Regions from separate parts of the Homo sapiens genome. Here region 2 is linked to region 1. Evidence: read pairs that join two places in POLR2A ChIA-PET (ENCODE). Cell type or tissue: K562. All regions are shown on one strand. Each heading gives the region's core, and the rest is flanking DNA. Links, peaks and the distances in the headings are about the cores only. Region 1 overlaps GALK2 (galactokinase 2). Region 2 overlaps SHC4 (SHC adaptor protein 4).

What was found. ChIA-PET counts read pairs that join two places held together with the same protein. Peaks named below come from ENCODE experiments on the same cell type or tissue, not always from the same donor. Only the 100,000 strongest peaks of a DNase experiment are listed, where the experiment ranks them.
Region 2: POLR2A ChIA-PET joins it to region 1 with 5 read pairs; 2 of 35 experiments call an interaction of 5 or more read pairs at or near these places.

The regions. Positions count from the first base shown.
Region 1 is chr15:49,197,366-49,207,753 of GRCh38, reverse strand. It overlaps GALK2 (galactokinase 2), which reads right to left. Exons shown (of 10, transcript NM_002044.4): 2 at 6,504-6,592. It also overlaps the pseudogene RN7SL307P. Among named protein-coding and RNA genes, the nearest start is that of GALK2, 32 kb to the right of the region's middle. In K562, for the core only: no CTCF peak of the experiment used is centred there; no DNase peak of the experiment used is centred there.
Region 2 is chr15:48,891,689-48,902,076 of GRCh38, reverse strand. The region is part of intron 2 of SHC4 (SHC adaptor protein 4); the gene reads left to right. Among named protein-coding and RNA genes, the nearest start is that of EID1, 19 kb to the right of the region's middle. In K562, for the core only: no CTCF peak of the experiment used is centred there; a DNase peak (open chromatin) is centred at 4,916.

The DNA of each region.
Region 1 (10,388 bases), core at 1,466-9,465:
CCCAAGAAAAGAAGAGAGAAAATCCAAATAACCTCACTAAGAAACAAAAGAGGAGATATTACAATTGATACCACTGAAATACAAAAGATCATTCAAGGCGACTATGAACACCTTTACATGAGTAAACTAGAAAACCTAGAATAGATGGATAAATTCCTGGAAAAATACAACCCTCCTAGCTTAAATCAGGAAGAATTAGATACCCTGAACAGACCAATCACAAGCAGTGAGATTTAAATGGTAATTTAAAAATTACCAACAAAAAAAAAGTACAGGACCAGACAGATTCACAGCAGAACTCTATCAGACATTCAAAGAAGAATTGAAACCAATCCTTTTCACAGTATTCCACAAGATAGAGAAAGAAGGAACCTTTCCGAATTCATTTTACGAATTCATTTTATGAAGCCAGCATCACCCTAATATCAAAACCAGGAAAGGACATAACCAAGAAAGAAAACTACAGTTCAATATCCTTGATGAACATAGATGCTAAAATCCTTAACAAAATCCCAGCTAACCAAATCCAACAATATATCAAAAAGTTAATCTACCATGATCAAGTGGGTTTCACACCAGGGATGCAGGGATGGTTTAACATAGGCAAGTCTATAAATGTGATACACCACATAAACAGAATAGAAAACAAAAATCACATGATCATCTCAATAGATGCAGAAAAAGCATTCGACAAAATCCAGCAAGCTTTATGATTAAGACTCTCAGCAAAATTGACATAAAAGGGACATACCTCAATGTAATAAAAGCCATCTATGACAGACCCACAGCCAACATAATATTGAATGAGGTAAAGTTGAAAGCATTCCCTCTGAGAACTGGGACAAGACTAAGATGCCCACTCTCACCACTCCTTTTCAACATGGTACTGGAGGTCCTAGCCAGAGCAATCAGACAAGAGAAAGAAATATAGGGCATTCAAATTGGTAAAGAGGAACTCAAATTGTCACTGTTTGCTGATGATACGATCGTTTACCTTGAAAACCCTATGGACTCCTTCAGAAAGCTCCTGGAACTGATAAAAGAATTCAGCAAAGTTTCCAGATACAAGATTAATGTACACAAATATAGCTCTTCTATATACCAACAGCGACCAGAGAATCAAATGAAGAACTCAACCCCTTTTACAATAGCTGCAAAAAATAAATAAATAAAAAATAAAATAAAATACTCAGGAATATACCTAACAAAGGAGTCAAAAGACCTCTACAAGGAAAACTACGAAACACTGCTGAAAGAAATCATAGACAACACAAACAAATGGAAACACATCCCATGCTCATGGATGGGTAGAATCAATATTGTGAAAATGACCATACTGCCAAAAGCAATCTACAAATTCAATGCAGTCCCCATCAAAATACCACCATCATTCTTCACAGACTTAGAAAAAACAATTATAAAATTCATATGGAACCATACATATGTAACTAACCTGCACATTGTGCACATGTACCCTAAAAAAAGTATAATAATAATAAATAAATAAATAAAAATTCATATGGAACCAAAAAAGAGCCTGCATAGCAAAAACAAGACTAAGCAAAAAGAAACAAATCTGGAGGCACCACACTACCTGATTTCAAACTATACCATTAGGCCATAGTCAACCAAAACAGCGTGGTACTAGTATAAAAATAGGCACGTAGACCAATGGAACAAAATAGAGAACGCACAAATAAACCCAAATACTTATAGCCAACTGATCTTCAACAAAGCAAACAAAATCAAAAAGTAGGGAAAGGACACCCTTTTCAACAAATTGTGCGGGGATAACTGGCTAGCCACATGTGGGAGAATGAAACTGGATCCCCATCTCTCACCTTACACAAAAATCAACTCAAAATGGATTAAGGACTTAAACCTAAGATATGAAACTAAAAAAATTCTAGCAGATAACATTGGATAAACCCTTCTAGACATTGGCTTAGGCAAGGATTTCATGACCAAGAACCCAAAAGCAAATGCAATAAAAGCAAAGATAAACAGCTGGGACCTAATTAAACTAAAGAGCTTTTGCATGGCAAAAGGAACAGTCAGCAGAGTAAAAAGACAACCTACAGAGTTGGAGAAAATCTTCACAGTCTATACATCTGACAAAGGACTAATGTCCAGAATCTACAATGAACTCAAACAAATCAGTAAGAAAAAAACAAACCATCCCATTCAAAGAGTGGGCTAAGGACACGAATAGACAATTCTCAAAGGAAGATATAGAAATGGCCAACAAACATATGGAAAAATGCTCAACATCACTAATGATCAGGGAAATGCAAATCAAAACCACAATGTGATACCACCTCACTCCTGCAAGAATGGCCATAATCTAAAAATCAAAAAAGAGTAGATGTTGGTGTGGATGTGGTGAACAGGGAACACTTCTACACTGCTGTTGGGAATGTAAAGTAGTACAGCTGCTATGGAAAACAGTGTGGAGATTCCTTAAAGAACTAAAAGTAGAACTACCATTTGATCCAGCAATCCCACTAATGGGTATCTACTCAGAGGAAAAGAAGTCATTATTTGAAAAAGATATGTGCACGCGCATGTTTATAGTGGCACAATTCACAATTGCCACTATATGTCATTGGTATTATGGAACCAACCCAATCGCGGAACCAACCCAAATGCCCATCAATCAACAAGTAGATAAAGAAACTGTGGTATATATACAATGGAATACTATGCAGCCATAAAAAGGAATGAATTAACAGTATTTGCAGTGACCTGGATGAGACTGGAGACTATTATTCTAAGTTAAATAACTCAGAAATGGAAAACCAAACATTGTATGTTCTCACTGATATGTGGGGGCTAAGCTATGAGGATGCAAAAGCATAAGAATTAGGTAATGGACATCGGGGACTTGTGAGGAAGAGTGGGAGGGGAGCGCGGGATAGAAGACTACAAATACAGTGCAGTGTATGCTGCTTGGGTGATGGGTACACCAAAATCTCACAAATCACCACTAAAAAATGTATTCATGTAACCAAATACCACCTGTACCCCAATAACTTATGGAAAAATAAGATTTTAAAATAATAAATAAAAGTACTTTGAAAAAATTTTTAAAATCACTAGTGTTTCTATACACCAATAACAGACTACCTGAAAAAGAAATCAAGCAAGCAATCCCATTTGAAATAGCTAAAAAAAATGAATATCTAGGAATAAATTTAACCAAGGTGATAAAAGACCTGTACAATGAAAACAATAAAACACTGATGAAAGAAATTGAAGAGGATACAAAAAAGTGGGAAGACATCCCACATTCTTGGACTGGAAGAATTAATATTGTTAAAATGACCATACTACTACAGATTCAATGCAATTCCTCGTATGATACCAATGACATTCTTCACAGAAATTAATTCTAAAATTTGTATGGAATCACAAAAGACCCCAAAAAACCAAAGCAATCCTGAGCCAAAAAAAAAAATAAAAGAAGAAGAAGAAGAAGAAAAGAAAAGCTGGAGGCATCACACTATCTGACTTCAAATATACTACAAAGCTACAGTAATACTATGGTTTTGGCGTAAAAACAGACATACAGACCAATAGAACAGAATAGAGAACCCAGAGCTAAATCCATGTATTTACAGCCAACTGATTTTCTTTTTTTTTTTTTTTTTGAGACAGAATCCTGCTGGAGTGCAGTAGTGGTTTGATCTCGGCTCACTGCAGCCTCCGCCTCCCAGATTCAAGAGATTCTCGTGCCTCAGCCCCCTGCGTAGCTGGGATTACAGGTGTGTGCCACCACACCCAGCTAATTTTTGTATTTTTAGCAGAGACGAGGTTTCATGATGTTGGCCAGGCTGCTTTCAAACTCCTGACCTCAAGTGATCCACCCTCCTCGGCTTCCTAAAGTGCTGGGATTGCAAGTGTGAGCCACCATGCCTGGCCAAGGCCAAATGATTTTCAACAAAGTTACTTTCATTCATAGGGAAAAGGACAATCTGTTTAATAAATGGTGATGGAAAAACTAGATATCCATATGCAAAAGAATAAAAATAGGCCCCAATATCTCACCATTTATAAAAATGAATTTAAAATGGATTAAAGACTTAAACATCAGAACTGAAACTATGAAACTACTAGAAGAAAACATAAAGGAAACACTTCAAGACATTGGTCTAGGCAAAGATTTTATGAATAAGACTATAAAAGCACAGGCAAAGAAACAAAAATAGACAAATGAAATTATATCAAACTAAAAAGCTTCTGCACAGCAAAGGAAACCTTCCAATAGAGTGAAGAGACAACCTGTTGAAAGGGATAAAATATTTGTAAACTATTCACCGAACAAGGAATTAATCTCCAGAATATATAAAAAACTTAACTCAACAGTAGTAAAACAAATATTCCAATTAAAAAATTGGCAAATGGTCTCGGTGTGGTGGCTCACACCTGTAATCCCAGCACTTTGGGAGGCCAAGGTGGGCAGATCATCTGAGGTCAGGAGTTCAAGACCATCCTGGCCAACATGGTGAAACCCCATCTCTACTAACAATACAAAAATTACCTGGGCATGGTGGCACGTGCCTGTAGTCCCAGCTACTCGGGAGGCCGAGGCAGGAGAATTGCTCGAACCCAGGAGGTGGAGGTTGCAGTGAGCCCAGATCGTGCCACTGCACTCCAGCCTGGGCAACAGAGAGAGACTCTGTCTCAAAATAAATAAATTAATAAAATAAAATAAAATAAAAATTGGCAAATGATCTAAATAGACATTTCTAAAAAGAAGACATACAAATGACTTACAATCATAGACAAATGCTCAACATCACTAATAATCAGGAAAATGCAAATCAAAACCACCAGGAGATATTATCTCACTTCAGTTAGGATGACTATTATCAAAAAGACAAAAAATAATAAGTGTTAGAGAGAATGCAGAGAAATAAGAATTCTTCTACACTGTTGGTGGGAAAGTAAATTAGTATAGCCATATGGAAAACAGTATGAAGGCTCCTCAAAAAACTAAAAATAGAACCACCATATGATCCAGCAATCCCATTACTAGGTATATATCCAAAGAAAAGGACATCAGTATGTCAAAGAGATATGTGGCTCTCTTGTTTATTGCAAAACTATTCACAATAGTCAAGATACAGAATCAACATAAATGTCCATTCACAGATGAATGGATTTTTAAAATGTGGTGTATGTGTGCAATGGAATACTATTCAGCCACCTAAAAGAGTGAAATCCTGTTATTCACAGCAACATGGATGAGCTTAGAGGACATTATGTTAAGTGAAATAAGTCAGGCACAGAAAGATACATACCTCATGTTCTCACTCATATATGGAGGCTAAAAGAGTTGATCTCATAAAAATAGAGGATAAATTAATGGTTACTAGAGGCTGGGAAGGATAACATGTAGTGAGGGCAGGAAGGGCAGGTAGGGAGAGGTCAGTTAACAGACACAAGAGGCCAGGTGTGGAGGCTCACGCCTGTAATCTCAGCACTTTGGGAGGCCAAGGCAGGTGGATCACCTGAGATTGGGAGTTCGAGACCAGCCTGACCAACATGGAGAAACCCTGTCTCTACTAAAAATACAAAAAATTAGCCAGGCATGGTGGCACATGCCTGTAATCCCAGCTACTCGGGAGGCTGAGGCAGGAGAATCACTTGAACCCGGGAGGCAGAGGTTGCAGTGAGCCGAGACTGCACCATTGCACACCAGCCTGGGCAATAAGAGCAAAACTCCATCTCAGAAAAAAAAGAGAATAACACAATAAGAAGGCCATCACCAGATGTGAGTACCATGATATTGAACTTCTCTGCCTCCAGAATCACAAGCCAAATAAACTTCTATTGTTGATAAATTACCCCATCTGTGGAATTCTGTTATACCAGCAGAAAATGGAAATAGATACATGGAAATATTTATGATATATTAAATGAAAAAAAGATACAAATGGTATGTAGTCTAAGTACAACTATGTCAATTATTATATATAGGGACATTGATAAAATGATAGTAAACAAAATGTTGAAAGGTTGTGTTATTTACCACTAAAAGGTAGTAAAATTCAAAGTACTTCACAGGATAAACAAAAGGAAAGATAAATTCATCTAGAAGGGCTGCAAATTCTGGACCACACTTTTAGTAGCAAGGAATTTTAAGGTTTCCCTGTGCTCCTCTAACCCAGTGAGTAAATATAAAACCATCAAAACTACTTACCACAGTCTAAAATTTTAACCTGTGGCCTAGAAAAATATTTTCATTTTTTATGAAAACAATATTAACAACTTGGTTTCAACAAATTAATACATTTAAAAAACAAATGAACAATACTAATAACATGGATTGGGAAAGATAAAAGTAAAGTGTGTTCCTTATGCAAAGGCACATCTTACTATTAGTAGATACATGTGAAATATTCTATTTTGGGAAAAATTAAGAAAGAAATATATTTTTAAAAATTTAGATCTTATCAAAGGATGAAGAAAAAAATTAAGAGAAGGAACTTTTGAAATACCTATTATGTTGACTCTTCCTGGTGCTCGAACATAAAACTTGGGAATAGATCCAAACTTGGAGTTAAACATCTCCTTTAGCTTCAGTAACCTGAAAATAAAAGTACAATATTTCAGAATATCATATAACAGAAAATCCGTAACATAACATACACACACATACATACACACACACACACACACACACACACACACACACTCCATATGCCTGCCACCATTAATTATTCCTTAAAAGAATAAAAGCAAAATTTCCTAGTGACATACTTCCTTGAAAATCCCAAGATGAACAATACTGTAATCTCTAAATGGCACAAAAGTATAGCTAAGCACACTGAAGAATTTAAAAGTTAAGATTGATATACCCAACAGAAAAAGCTATTTTCTTCCCTTTTGAAGAATGTAGTTTCTGTATACTTTTTTGGTGACATTCAGGGAAGAATCTCTTTACATTAAAAGTGTACCATGCGGTAGTATATTTGGTTTCCTAAGGCTGTCATAACGAAGAACTATAAACTGGATGGCTTAACACAACAGAGATTTATAATCACAATTCTGCAGCCAGAAGTCTAAAACCAGAGGTCAGTAGTACCTCTGAAAGCTGTAGAGGAGAATCATTTCTTCCCTGCCTCTTTCTACCTTCTGGTAGCAGCCGTCAATCCTTGGTGTTCTTTGGCTTACAGCTTTATTACTCTAATCTCTGCCGTGTCATCACATGGCATTCTGTCTGTTTTTCCTTCTTGTAAGGACACCAGTCATATTGGATTAAAGTCCATCCACTCTAATTGAGTACGACCTCATCTTAATTCATTACATTTGCAAAGATGCTAGTCCAAATAAGGTCATATTCTGCAGTTTCAAGTAGATATGAATTTGGGGGGTTATACTGTCTAACTCAGAACATGTAGTCAAATGAAAACTAGACTGGGTATCAGGAAACCACAGTTCTAATTCTAATGAGACCTCTAATTCAATGTCAAAGTTCGGCAAATCATTTTCTCTTGGCCTCTCTTCCCTAAAATTTGAGAATTTGAACTAGATATTCCTCATAGGTCCCTTCCAGATCCAAAATTCTTGTAATATATTTAATAACTTGATACTCTCAAATTATCTCAAGTCAATTCTGTGAATAGCCCTCATTATTTGTAGTCCCACATCATATTGTATCTGGGTAATAACACCAGGATGATAAACATTTATTAAAGCCTAATATATTCAGGAAATTAATTAATTAAGAAACAGAGACCCACACCCAAAAAACCTCAAGAAAATGTAATAAAATAATAGAAAAATATGTTGAATATTGTTGGAAGTTATTCAAGCTCGTCTCTTGGGAATTGAATAGTCATCAGAAACTGTTTATACCAGTTTCTTTGGCTCTCTTCCTGCCTCATTCTCTTGTTGCTCCAAAGACACCATTATAAACTTCTCTCTGCTGAGTACTCTGCATTCCACCTACTTCTGTGAACCTCTTAGTTTCTGCTCCTCCATACCTTCAGTTTTCATGACACTGTGGCCTTGACTCTACAAGACTTAACAGCTCCAGCATCCTATACTAACTGATTACGTTTCTGTGTCCTTTCGTTCAAATTCTCAAAAGATATAATCAGCTTGGCAGAGTTTAGGTCCTGTATCCATACAGGAAAGATAAATTCATCTGTGGCCAAAGGGTGAGGTCATTTAGTAAAAATAAGGTCACTTGTTTTAGTTACAAATATGGTCACTTGTGTTTACTCCTTCAGCAGAGGCTGTGGATGAGAACAAAAGATTGCAGCAGGGAGACAATAACTGATATCGCTAGCATATCACTCAAAATACATCTACTGGACTACCTGGTAGATGCGGCTGCCTAAATCTTTCTCTATACATCCTCAAAAAACAAAACAAGAACAAATAAAAGTATACAAAAACTTTGTCTTCAGTATAACTAGAAGACGAAATGCCAAACTTTAAGTTATCTATAATAGGGGGAAAAAAGAAGAAGGGAGAAAAGAAGACCATAGTGAACTACAAAACATTAGTGAACTACAAAACATAGTGAAACAAAAATTAAGCAAAAAAGCCGGACGCCCTGGGTGTGCCTGTAGTTCCAGCTACTCTGGAGGCTAAGGCAGAAGGATCGCTTGAGCCTAGAAGTTCTGGGCTGTGGTGCGCTACGCTGTCCAGGTGTCTGCACTAAGTTGGGCTTCAATAAGGTGACCTGTGGGGGCCAAGGGATTATCACGTTGCCTAAGGAGAAGTAAACCAACCTAGGAGGGAAATGGAGCAGGTCAAAACTGCCGCACTGATCAACGGCAAGATCCTGCCTGCGAGTAGCCACTGCACTCTAGCCTGGGCAACATGAGACCTTGTCTTTGGAAAAAAAGGAAAGAATGAAAGAGGAAGGAAGGAAGGGAGGGAGGGAGGGAGGGAGGGAGAGGGGAGGGGAAGAGGGGGAGGAAGGGAAAATTGAGTAAAATAAAGAGAAAAGAAGGGAGCCACCAAAACTAAGATTAATCTAAAACTACTACTAGAAAGAAAAAGTCCACCTATTAAAAAAAGGTGAAGTGTAGGAAAGAAAAAGAGGAAAGTAGAATAAGCTCATTGATTACTAAATAGGCAAGAGGTAAAAGTTAAAAGATACCAAAAAAACTGACAAAGCAATGATTTTTTTTAAGTTATAGTACAGGCATATACAAGGATATTATTAAACAAACAAACAAAAACAAAGAACAGGGCCTGTGCAGTCAGGTAGACCTGGGCTTAAAACTGTTCTCTACACATGATGAAATTCATTAATCTCATTCTCCTTTAAATAGGATAGAAACATGTATCCCATAGATTTGTTGGGAAGATTAATAAGGTCATTTGGAACAGTGTCCAGCCCAGCACTGGCATGAAGTATGTGTTTAATAAATGGTAGTTATGATTGTATCTTAGTTCCTGGGTTCAATATCATTTCCAGTCTGTGCAGGTGAATAAGAATACATCACAAGCTGGGATTACAGGCCCAGGTGGAGGTTGCAGTGAGCAGAGGCCGCGCCATTGCACTCCAGCCTGGGCAACAAGAGCAAAACTCCATCTCAACAACAACAACAAAAAAGAATACATCACAAGCAATGAGAGATGGTAGGTAATTAAGTGTTTAGCTTGTGTCAGGATAGTTAGTAATGTTAGTGCACTGGGTAATTTTAATGATGCTGTTGATAAATCTTGCTGCTCTCTGCCCAGCTTCTTCTATTTTATAGAGAAGTTTGTTGAAACAACTGAGGTTATTTGTCTGGATTTGAGATAGAATGACATAAAATATTAGTGCTTTTCAACAGCCACCACTGGGAAAAAAAAACTGACAAAGCAGATAGTAGAAGTTAAATAAGAAAATATTCCCCTATTTTCTAAGGGTGTTTTAAAATATAAGTACAAAGGTAACCAATAAAACAAAAATATAAATCTTCTTAAATACCACAGAAATTTCAAAACTAAAGGAGAAAAGAAAAATATCTGGTAGATAAAGAAAAACATAAAATGTACCATAGTATATAATTACAGGTTGAGCATTCCTAATTCAAAATTTCAAAATCCAAATCATTCCAAAATTTGAAGCTTTTTAAGCACAGACATGACGTTATAAGTGGAAAATTCCACATTTAAGTATTTAACACAAACTTTCATAAATAAAATTATTTAAAATATTGTATAAAACTACCTTCATGCTATGTGAATAAAGCGTATATGAAACAAATAAATTTCATGTTTAGATTTGGGTGCTATCCCCAAGATATCTCATTATGTATCTTTAAATATTCCAAAATCCAATAAATCTGAAATCTGAAAAACTTCTAGTCTCAAACATTTTGGATAAGGGATACTCAACCTGTATAAAATAATATGACAGAACTGAAATCAAACAT
Region 2 (10,388 bases), core at 1,671-9,670, 310 kb after region 1:
GTGCAAGCAAACACACCTGGCTAACTTTTGTATTTTTTGTAGAGACAGGGTTTTGCCATGTTGCACAGTCTGCTCTCAAACTCCTGAGCTCAGGCAATCTGCCTGTCTCGGCCTCCCAAAGTGCTGGGATTACAGGCATGAGCCACTGCACCCGGCCTAGACCCAGTTCTTAAAGTAGATAGCCATTATAAGGATAAAGCAATAATAATGGCTAGCATTTACTGAGGTACTGTTCAAAGCACTATTATTATTCTTACTTTTTATATTTAAGGAATTGAGACATAGAGAGCTTTAAAAACTTGTTCAGGGTGACAGAGATTGTAAGAGACAGCTAGATTTTGAACTCTGGCTAACTGCAGAGTCTACCTGACTAGCTTTTCCTCACTTTCTATTATCATTAGAAAGTAGAGTTATAGATAAAGCCATCAAATTTTAACAGTTACTATAATTTTGCACTTTTGTTTATTTCTGTATTGCTTGCCCAAACACTTTGCACTGTTTCATGTACATAGTATCACTTAATGAAGGTTAGATGATAATTAAAAGGAAAAAATAATTTGTTTCCATCTGCCTCTACTGAGTGCTGTTAGAATAAAAGAATGGAAAAACAATAATTTACAGCGTAAAGGGAGTCCCATAATTCTTATACTGACATAGGGAAAGACCCCTTTCTTATAATACCCAACTTCCTGTACCAAGAAACCGAACAAGACAAAGTTCAAAATATGTATAAACAATCCTTGCAAAAGATTACACTCTAATAAGCTTTGCACCATGCACAAGCTAATAACTGACCACGACCCCAAAGCCTCTTACATTTGTTTCCGGTTTGCTTTAGAGCAAGAGTCAGAGAACAACAGCCTGCAGGCCAAATCCCACCTGCTACCTGATTTCGATTTTGCCACCTTGTCAGCCAAGAATGGTTTTGACAATTTTTAAATGGTTGGAAAAAACACCCCAAAAGAATATTTTGTGACACATGAAAATCATATGGAATTCAAATTTCAGTGTCCATAAGTGTTACTGGCACACAAGCACATCCATTTGTTTATGGATTGCCTATGGCTGTTTTTCTAGCTACAACAGCAGAATTGAGTAGCTGTAACAGAAACTATATAACCTGCAAAGGCTAAAATATTTCCTACCTGGCCCTTTTCAGAAAAAGTTTGCCAACTGCTGCTAGAGTGATTCTCAACCTTAGCCTTGTTGGAAGCATTTGGAAGAGATCTTAAAACTTCTGACCCCCAAGCCCTGTCCGGCACCAATTAATTCAGAATCTCTGGAGCTGAGACCCAGTCTTCAGAACTTCGTAAAATTCTTGGTGGTGTAGTCCAATGTGCAGCCAAGGCTGAGAACCACTGCCTAGAGTGTTGAATGCATTTTAGGGGCAAATAGATTAGATCTTGCTGCCTCCAGGATGACCTTGCTGCCTCCAGATAAGAGAGAGAATGCAGGCCACTCTCTCACTGCTTGTGTGTGCAAAGGGTGATGTAAGCAAAGATGTTCAGGACCTCCATGTGCCCTCTGGTAAAAGCCCTTCTTCTTCTTCTTTTTTTCTTTTTTTTTTTTTGAGTTGGAATCTCACTCTGTAGCCCAGGCAGGAGTGCAGTAGCACGATCTCAGCTTACTGCAACCTCCACCTCCCAGGTTCAAGAGATTCTCCTGCCTCAGCCTCCCAAGTAGCTAGGACTACAGGTGCCCACCACCACTTCCGGCTACTTTTGTATTTTTAGTAGAGATGGGGTTTCACTATGTTGGCCAGGCTGGTCTTGAACTCCTGACCTCAGGTCATCCTCCCACCTAGCCCTTCCAAAGTGCTGGGATTACAGGTGTGAGCCACTGCGCCCAGCCATAAAGCCCTTCTTCTTTAGGAGATGAGAATGGGGGAGGCAGAGAGGAGAAGAGAGGATTATACCAAATATCTATCCCAGAATATAGAGTGACTACATTGAAAACAAAATTCCCCAGAACGGAATATCATCAAACGTATAGACAGTGTAACCTTCCCTAGCCTAGCCTCTAGGAAGAGGTGACCTCATTCCTTAACACGCACTAACACAACCATCTGGTCTAAGCTATAGAGCACAGAACCTGTTACTCAATGCAACGAGTCCAAGTAGGTTTAATCAGCTGTGTGGTTCATGAACTCTGTGTCAGAATCACTTGGAAGGTTTGTTAAGCTGTAGATTCCTAGGCCTCACCTCAGAATCAAAACCTCTAGGAACAGTCCTAGAAATCTGTATTTTAACCAGCACCCAGTTGATTCTTAAGAACTTTACAGTTTGATCACCACTTACCTAAATGGTGTACTCTCTGTGGATGTGCAAGCTGAAGTTGTCCTACTATTATTTGTCAAGGTGGATTAACTTGGTAGGCCAGTTGTTCGTTCCTTCCAGAGGTGCACACACATTTAAAAAAATGGAATTCCCAAAAAAATTTACAACATATTTGCCAAATAGCCTTTAAAAGAACCAGAGTTATTTAAAAAAAAAAACAGTGGTAGAAGTAATATATTCATTACACCAATTGCTGTCTTGCTCAGTAATATAGACACCTGTATGACAAACTGTTTTACTGTTTGTTTATTTATTTATTCATTTATTTATTTATTGAGACGGAGGGTTGCTCTGTCACCCAGGTTGTAGTGCAATGGCACAATCTTGGCTCACTGCAACCTCCACCTCCCGGTTCAAGCAATTCTCCTGCCTCAGCCTCCCTAATAGCTGGGATTACAGATGTGCACCACCATGCCCAGCTAATTTTTGTATTTTTACTAGAGATGGGGTTTCACGATGTTGGCCAGGCTGGTCTCAAACTCTTGACCTCAAGTGATCCGCCTACCTTGGCCTCCCAAAGTACAAAGATTACAGGTGTGAGCCACCACACCTGGCCAAACTGTTTTAAATATCTTTAAAATTCCAAGTATTCTCTGAAGAATTTTTGGAAGTAGATATACATTGCTTAGAGTGAGCTTGAGTGAATAAAGTGGGTGACTAAGTAAGACCTGTTTTCGGTTTTTTTTTTTTTTTTTTCTAAATGAGCTTTGGCTTTTAAGTGACCACATTATGCATCAGTGCACTCTTTAACTCCAAAAGACACACCTTCATAATATTTTGAATATTTTGTCAAAAACAAAGTTGTTTTAAAGAAGCCCAGTTTACCCTAAAGGAGAACAATCTTTTGAATTTATAAATTCCCATGTATTTTATATGAAACCAACTCTATTTCTTATTGTCATTTCTTTAACCACTTATAAAGCCTATAAGCCATCAGTTTGTGGGTGTAGGTGTTTGAATTTTGAGATACATGATTGTATTACAGGAAATCTCTGTGGGGACAGGAAAAAACCAGCACTTAATGTCCGTTAACTAGTGAGAGTTATAGGGGAGATGTGATACTCCAGACAAGAGGGTCCTTCACTTCATTCCAGTGTGATTAATGGGTTCACATTTGCATCAGAGCCAAAGGGCAGAATCACGAAGTAGACAGACAAACCCATTTCCTATGGTTGCTGAGCTGGGTTGGCTAGCAAATGTACTTTAGAAACAGACTTTAAGTACAATTCAGGTGAACAGAGTGGGACACTAAGTCAGTGTGGGGATAAATGCTGTGGGCAGTACTCAAAGGTTTTATTTGACCATCCTGGGACCCGAGGTGCCTGTTTCTAAAGTGAAAGGATGTATTTTATGAGGCTGAGTTCACCCTCCTAGAGTACACGGGTGATGCCCCTTGATAATAGCACAAAGCAAGTCTGAGGCTTTCCATTTTCAACTGGTCTGTGGGCACTGACTGCGTTCATTGTGTGCTTATCGCCACAGAGGCAGGTTCCTGTTCTAAAGTGTCCTGTCTGAGGGCTTTCACAAATTCTTGGATGTCTTTAATTTCACTAAGCTGGACAAAATTGAACACATAGATCACTGAGCCTTGCTGTCCTGGAGGCAAAGATTTAAAAAAAGATGGTACTGGTTTCCCTAGAACAATGAGAACAGCATGATACCACATGGATGTGCAGTCTGAATTACTCAGTCTCTTCATTCATAATAAGAAGGCAATCCAAGACATTTAGGGTGCAACATGTCCCTTAGACTTTGTTAACTGATTTCTTTAAGGACTTACGTTGGAGATGCAAAGTGAAAGAAAGACCTTTGGGAAACGCAGGTGAATTTGTTTTGGCTGAGTATCGTTGACTTTTTATTTTGGAAAGGCTCTTGCTGTGATTAAAATTTTATTCTCATTCCTATTTGCAGGGACAAAACTGGAACTACTCCTTCACTGCATATGTGACTATAGATGTGTGTGTGTGTGTGTGTGTGTGTGTGTCAGAAGGTGGGGGATGTGGGGATCATTGCCTTTAATCATTCCAGCTGGGCCCCTTTGCCTGGTTTCATGTTGCACATTTTCTGGCTTTCCTATTTACTGAAGAACTGCATCTTGACATTCACCAGAAAAAATCTGCCGCGCAGCCTCTCCTCCCATTAAATGCTCCCCTTTGTCTTGGATTGTGATATTGCCTTCCAAACTTAAAAAAAAAAAAAGTGTGTGCGTGTGTGTGTGTGTGTGTGTGTGTGGCGACATTGCTTCCAGAGGAGCTTAACTGTTTAAGGGTTAAAAACACAGAAGAATTATAACTTAAGTGTTGTAGTGGCCAGGAGTTGATGAAGAAAGGTGGCTTTGTTTGGATGATTAGTTTGGACTCTGTTAAGACAGACAAAATATCTTTTTTTGGTCTTATGGCGTAGGCAGGGTTTTATATGCTTAAAAGCAAATCTTCCACGGCATTCTCATTCTCTTACATCAGCCCACTTCTCCCCTTCTCTCTCATGTGGCGAAACAATAAACAAAGTGGCCACTGTTGGTGCTCTGGGGCGTTTCTCTTTCTTTCTAATACAGGCTCCCAGGATGGAAATCTTTAGCCACTGAAACCCCAAAATTTCTGCTCCTCTAAGAGCAGACACTTGCTGAATGTTTGCTAGCTGGAGAAAGTCTCACCGCCACTCAGCTCCAAAAAGGTTCTGCAGGAGCGCAGCTGCTTGGGCTGCAAGAATGGCGGGGACCCCCTGAGCCCCAGGAGAAATCGCTCTCAACTCTGTTTTCTTTTTCTTTCTCCTCGGCATTTGTAAAGTTGGCCCAAGGGTGTGGCTGAGACTCCAGAAAAGCACTGAAAGTACTATTTGTTCTTGAAAATGTTACAGTTAATGTCTTGGTCCCAGTAGCAGGGGAAGAAAAGATCTTTGTGAACAAAAGCAACAAAATGTAGGCATCTATCTGCCTGTCCTTGCTGGGATTTCAGGAGATTTGTTAACGCTGCTATCAGCAAGGCCAGCAGAATTTGAGAGGTTAATTTAAAGCAGTATTTCTTAACCTGGGATCTGTAATTTCTAAGAGGTCCACAGAATGTTTTGGGGAGCTTTGGGGTGAGGAGTGGACCTTCTTAAATGGAATAGAAAAGTTTGTACAGGCTGGGCGCGGTGGCTCATGTCTGTAATCCCAGCACTTTGAAAGGCCAGGCGGGCAGATCACCTGAGGTCAGGAGTTTGAGACCAGCCTGGCCAATGTGGCGAAATCCCATCTCTACTAAAAATACAAAAATTAGCCGGGCATGGTGGCAGGCACCTGTAATTCCAGCTACTTGGGAGGCTGAGGCAGGAGAATCGCTTGAACCCTAGAGGCGGAGGTTGCAGTGAGCTGAGATCATGCCATTGAACTCCAGCCTGGCCGACAGAGTGAGACTCCGTCTCAAAAAAAAAAAAAGAAAGAAAAGAAAGAGAGAGAGAGGGAGAGGGAGGGAGAGAGAGAGAGAGAGAGGGAGAGGGAGGGAGAGAGAGAGAAAGAGAGAGGGAGGGAGGGAGGGAGAGAGAGAGAAAGAAAGGAAGAAAGAAAGAAAGAAAAAGAAAGAAGGAAAGTTTGTACAAATAGGTCTTTTACTGGAGAGAGGCATGGCTCATCTTAGAGTCTCCAATTCAAAAAATTAATAACTACTATTTTTTTTGAGACAGGATCTTGCTCTGTCGCCCAGACTGGAGTGCAGTAATGTGATCCTAACTCACTGCAGCCTTGAACTCCTAGGCTCAAGCAATCCTCCTGCATCGGGCTCCTGGGTAGCTGTGGCCACAGGTGTGCACTGCTGTGCCTGGCAATTTAAAAATATATATATTTTTGTGGACACAAGGACTCACCATGTTGTCCAGTTGGTCTCGAAGTCCTGGACTTGAGGGATACTCCTGCCTCGGCCTCCCTAAGTGGTGGGATTACAGGCATGAGCCACTGTGCCTGGCTAATTATTACTTTTTAAAGCAAGTTCATAAGCACAAGTTTTCCCCTTTTTTTCTTTTGAGCAGAGTTTTGTATATCAAGAGATTTTGGGCGCTCTGTAAAGCCTCACATGCCTCAAATATACAGTTCTGAGTGAGCGTGTGAGTGCACACTCATATGTGTTTGCCCAGGTGGGCACAGCCTGGCTCCAGATGCTCGTTTCTTCCAGGAGGTGGCAGCCAGCCATAGACAGCAGAGGGCTGGGGAAGGGCAGGGGCATCCGAGTAAGCCTTTTCTAGAGTCAGCCCCTACCACTTTGTCCTTTTGCCTGGGTAGTTTACCAGCCACGCGGGTATTAACGATTGGCCAAAGAGCTGCGCCTCACTATGTTAGGGGAGTGAACAAGGGAAGGACAGTCAATATACTACTTTCCCTAGTCTCTGGAGCCTAGGACTCCCTCCTTTTTATCCATCTGGCAATATGGTTCCTCCCCGGTGCTTGTGGGTTTTGAAGTCAGAACTGGATTTGCATTCTGTCTCTCTCACTGTCAATTGCGTTATTTGTACAGTTATTTAAATTATTTGAACTTTATTATCCTCATTGGTAAAATGAGGGTAAAGTCCATACCTTGGAATGGTACTGTTATGACTCAATGAAATGATGTACATAAGGTGCTCACTTCTGGGCCTGACCATAAAGAGTGCTCAGTAAATAGGGGCTGGCCAGGAGCTGTGGCTCACACCTCTAATCCCAGCACTTTGGGAGGCTGAGGTGGGAGACTCACTTGAGCCCAGGAGTTCAAGACCAACCCAGGCAACATAGGGAGACCCTGTCTCTACAAAAAATAAAAAAGGAAAAGAAAAAATTAGCTAATTGTGGCGGTTTTTGCCAGTTGTAGTGGTCCCAGCCACAGGGGAGGTTGAGGTGGGAGGACTGCTTGAACCCAAGGAGGTTGAGGCTGCATTGAGCTATGATCCCACCACTGCACTCCAACCTGGCAACAGAGTGAGACCCCCATCTCTACAAAAGCAAAAAAATTAAATAAATAAATATAAATAGAGGCTGTTCTTTCACTGAAACTCGGGCTCCCTGCTACTGCAAGGTGCACCATTCTAAAAGGCTTTACTAAACGTGCTCAAGATTTTTTATCTTTATGAAACTTTTGGGAATAGAAACAGGTAACTCTACTTAAAAAACTGAAAAAGGAAATCTGGATTTAGTGGCTACAAAGATGGAGGGGTTAAAAGCTAAGCTGGAATGGGAGCAGAGAGAGAAATAAAGAACATCTGTTAGTATCCATAACAGGAACATTGTCCCGTCTCTCTATGGGTGTCACCTCTCCATTGGGACATCTTTGATGTGCCTTCACATCTCAACACCTTTGCCTCACACTAGCAAAACTCCTGCTGAAGGAACTTACTCTGCATTATTTTCAATATTTTAAAGGATTACTTATCCGATCAAGTGCACAATGAAAGTAAAACATAACATTGTTTACCTTGTTTATATCTAAACATCGGTAGAATCAGAAACAAAATAGCAAACCACAAAAAAAGCACCTAAAACCAAGCCATAGTTTACAAGCTCTTTCTATATTACTATTGACACAGGATTAATTTTGTATAGCTGCTACCAATGTGTACATACTGTTGCAAGTTCTACTTTTTCACACTAATTTATATAGACTTCTTCATATTTCTATAGTCCGAGTGGCAATATTTATTTTGATATGTTTTATCTCTATATCACAAGACTTCGGGTTGGTTTCTTACTTGAAGTGTTTCTTTTACTTATATACTCAATGCTATCCCAATACAGGCTTCTCCCCACCTTGTCGAAGTTTGTAATAAGTTATTTAAACAAATTGTTTTTAGAGGCAGGGCCTCGCTCTGTCACCCAGGTGGGAGTGCAGTGGCACTGCAGCCTTGAACTCCTGGGCTCAAGCAATCCTTCCAAGTAGCTGGGACTACAAGTATGTGCCACCACGCCCCACCTGTGCTCTGATAAATTTTGACATTTGTCAACTTTTACCAAATTACTCTCAGATTGTATTAATACTAACCAAGGCCCCTGGCAATGGATAAATATGCCTAAAGCAGAATATTTCCCATCTTTTCCAACACTGGGTTTTGTATCTTTTTTCCTAATTTAATATGAGTGAAGTATCTTGTTGTTTTAATTTTCAATTTTAAAATTATAATGAATGTGAATATTTTCCCGTCTTAAAAAGCCAAATGATTTCTCCCTCCTTTTGTGTGAATTATCGGATCCAGGGGTCAACAAACTATGGCCCATGGGCCAAATCTGGCCAGCCTTCAGTTTCTATAAATAAAGTTTTATTGGAACACAGCCATGCTCACTTGTCTACATATTGGCTAAGGCTGCTTTTTGTGCTACAATGGCAGAGTTGAGTACTTGCAAAAGAGCAAAGTCTGAAATATTTACCGTCTGGCACTTCACAGAAACAGTTTTTAGACTCTTATTTCTTAGTTAATATTCACTCTTCTACTACCATATGTTATGCTCCAGCAATATCAAAGTACCTGTAATTCCCCTCATATCATGATACTTTGTGTTTTGGTGTCTTCACCTATGTTCTTCTGTCTGTCTAGAATTTCCAATCCCCTCCCTGCCAGGAAGGTTCATCCTTTCAAAACCTCCTTGAGAGGTATTCATGCTGTAAAGTATTCCCTTCAGCTTCAATTCACTGCATTACTTTTTGTTAGAAGATATTGATAATTGGTGTGAGAATCAAGAAAACAAACGTGTGGGAAAACAGTTTGTGAAATTACAAGATGCTATATAAAAGTAACAACTTCTAGTAAAAAGTTACTATATTTGGCATATAATTATTGTTATATTTTTATTATTGTTGTTATTATATTTGGCAGCATCAATATCCACCTTTGTTTTTACTTTAAGTTCATATCATTTATAGTCAACTTTTTTTTTTTTTTTTTTGAGACGGAGTTTTGCTCTTTTTGCCCAGGCTGGAGTGCAATGGCGTGATCTCAGCTCACTGCAACCTCTGCCTCTCGGCTTCAAGAGATTCTCCTGCCTCAGCCTCCCAAGTAGCTGGGATTACTGGTGCCTGCCACCATGCCTGGCTAATTTTTTGTATTTTTAGACCAAAACATCCAAATCACTCTCATGGATTAAAGGATCTGCCCTATCTTATAATACCTCTTTATTAAATACTGTCAATAGAGTGGGGTGCCTGGACTAGCTATTTCGGCAGTATCAGTGCCAATTTGGATTAATAATATGAGTCTTATCAATTATTGAGTAGTCATTAAGATGACTCAAAATGTCAATCAACCAACCAAGCCAGAGGGCCCAACTATCTGTGTTATCCTTCTATTTGACTCCAGAGAACAAAGGATAGAATCCTAGAGAAACAATAAATATGAAATTCTGAGAATATATGCTAACCAAAGATCCATTCTATCCTTTGGTTGCAGATAATTATGCAAAAATCAGACAAGATAATACCTTGAAGAAGAGTTTCATTTATATAGAAAAAATGATCTGAGCTAAAACATACATTATAAGTGCAAAATAATGCCTAGAATCTTTGGGAATTCTGCTTATCTTTCAAAAGTATTTTCTAGAAGAACATCGCTCTGCACTACAAAATATCATAGCTGTAGTTTTAAAAATGGGTCTGCATGGCCGGGCGCGGTGGCTCACGCCTGTAGTCCCAACACTTTAGGAGGCCGAGGCGGGCGGATAACGAGGTCAGGAGATCGAGACCATCCTGGCTAACACGGTGAAACCCCATCTCTACTAAAAATACAAAAAAATTAACCGGGCGTGTTGGTGGGCGCCTGTTGTCCCAGCTACTCGGGAGGCTGAGGCAGGAGAATGGCATGAACCCGGGAAGCGGAGCTTGCAGTGAGCTGAGATCGCGCCACTGCACTCCAGCCTGGGCGACAGAGCGAGACTCCGTCTCAAAACAAAAACAAAACAAAACAAAACAAAACAAAAATGGGTCTGCATTCCTCTCTCTGACCTCTCCCCACTTCCTTTGGGAATCGAAACTATAGAAAATATTATTGTGAAATATAATATATATAAAAACTATAATACAATGTTGCATGTGTATGTGTATTGGTGTGTGTGTGAGAGAATATAGT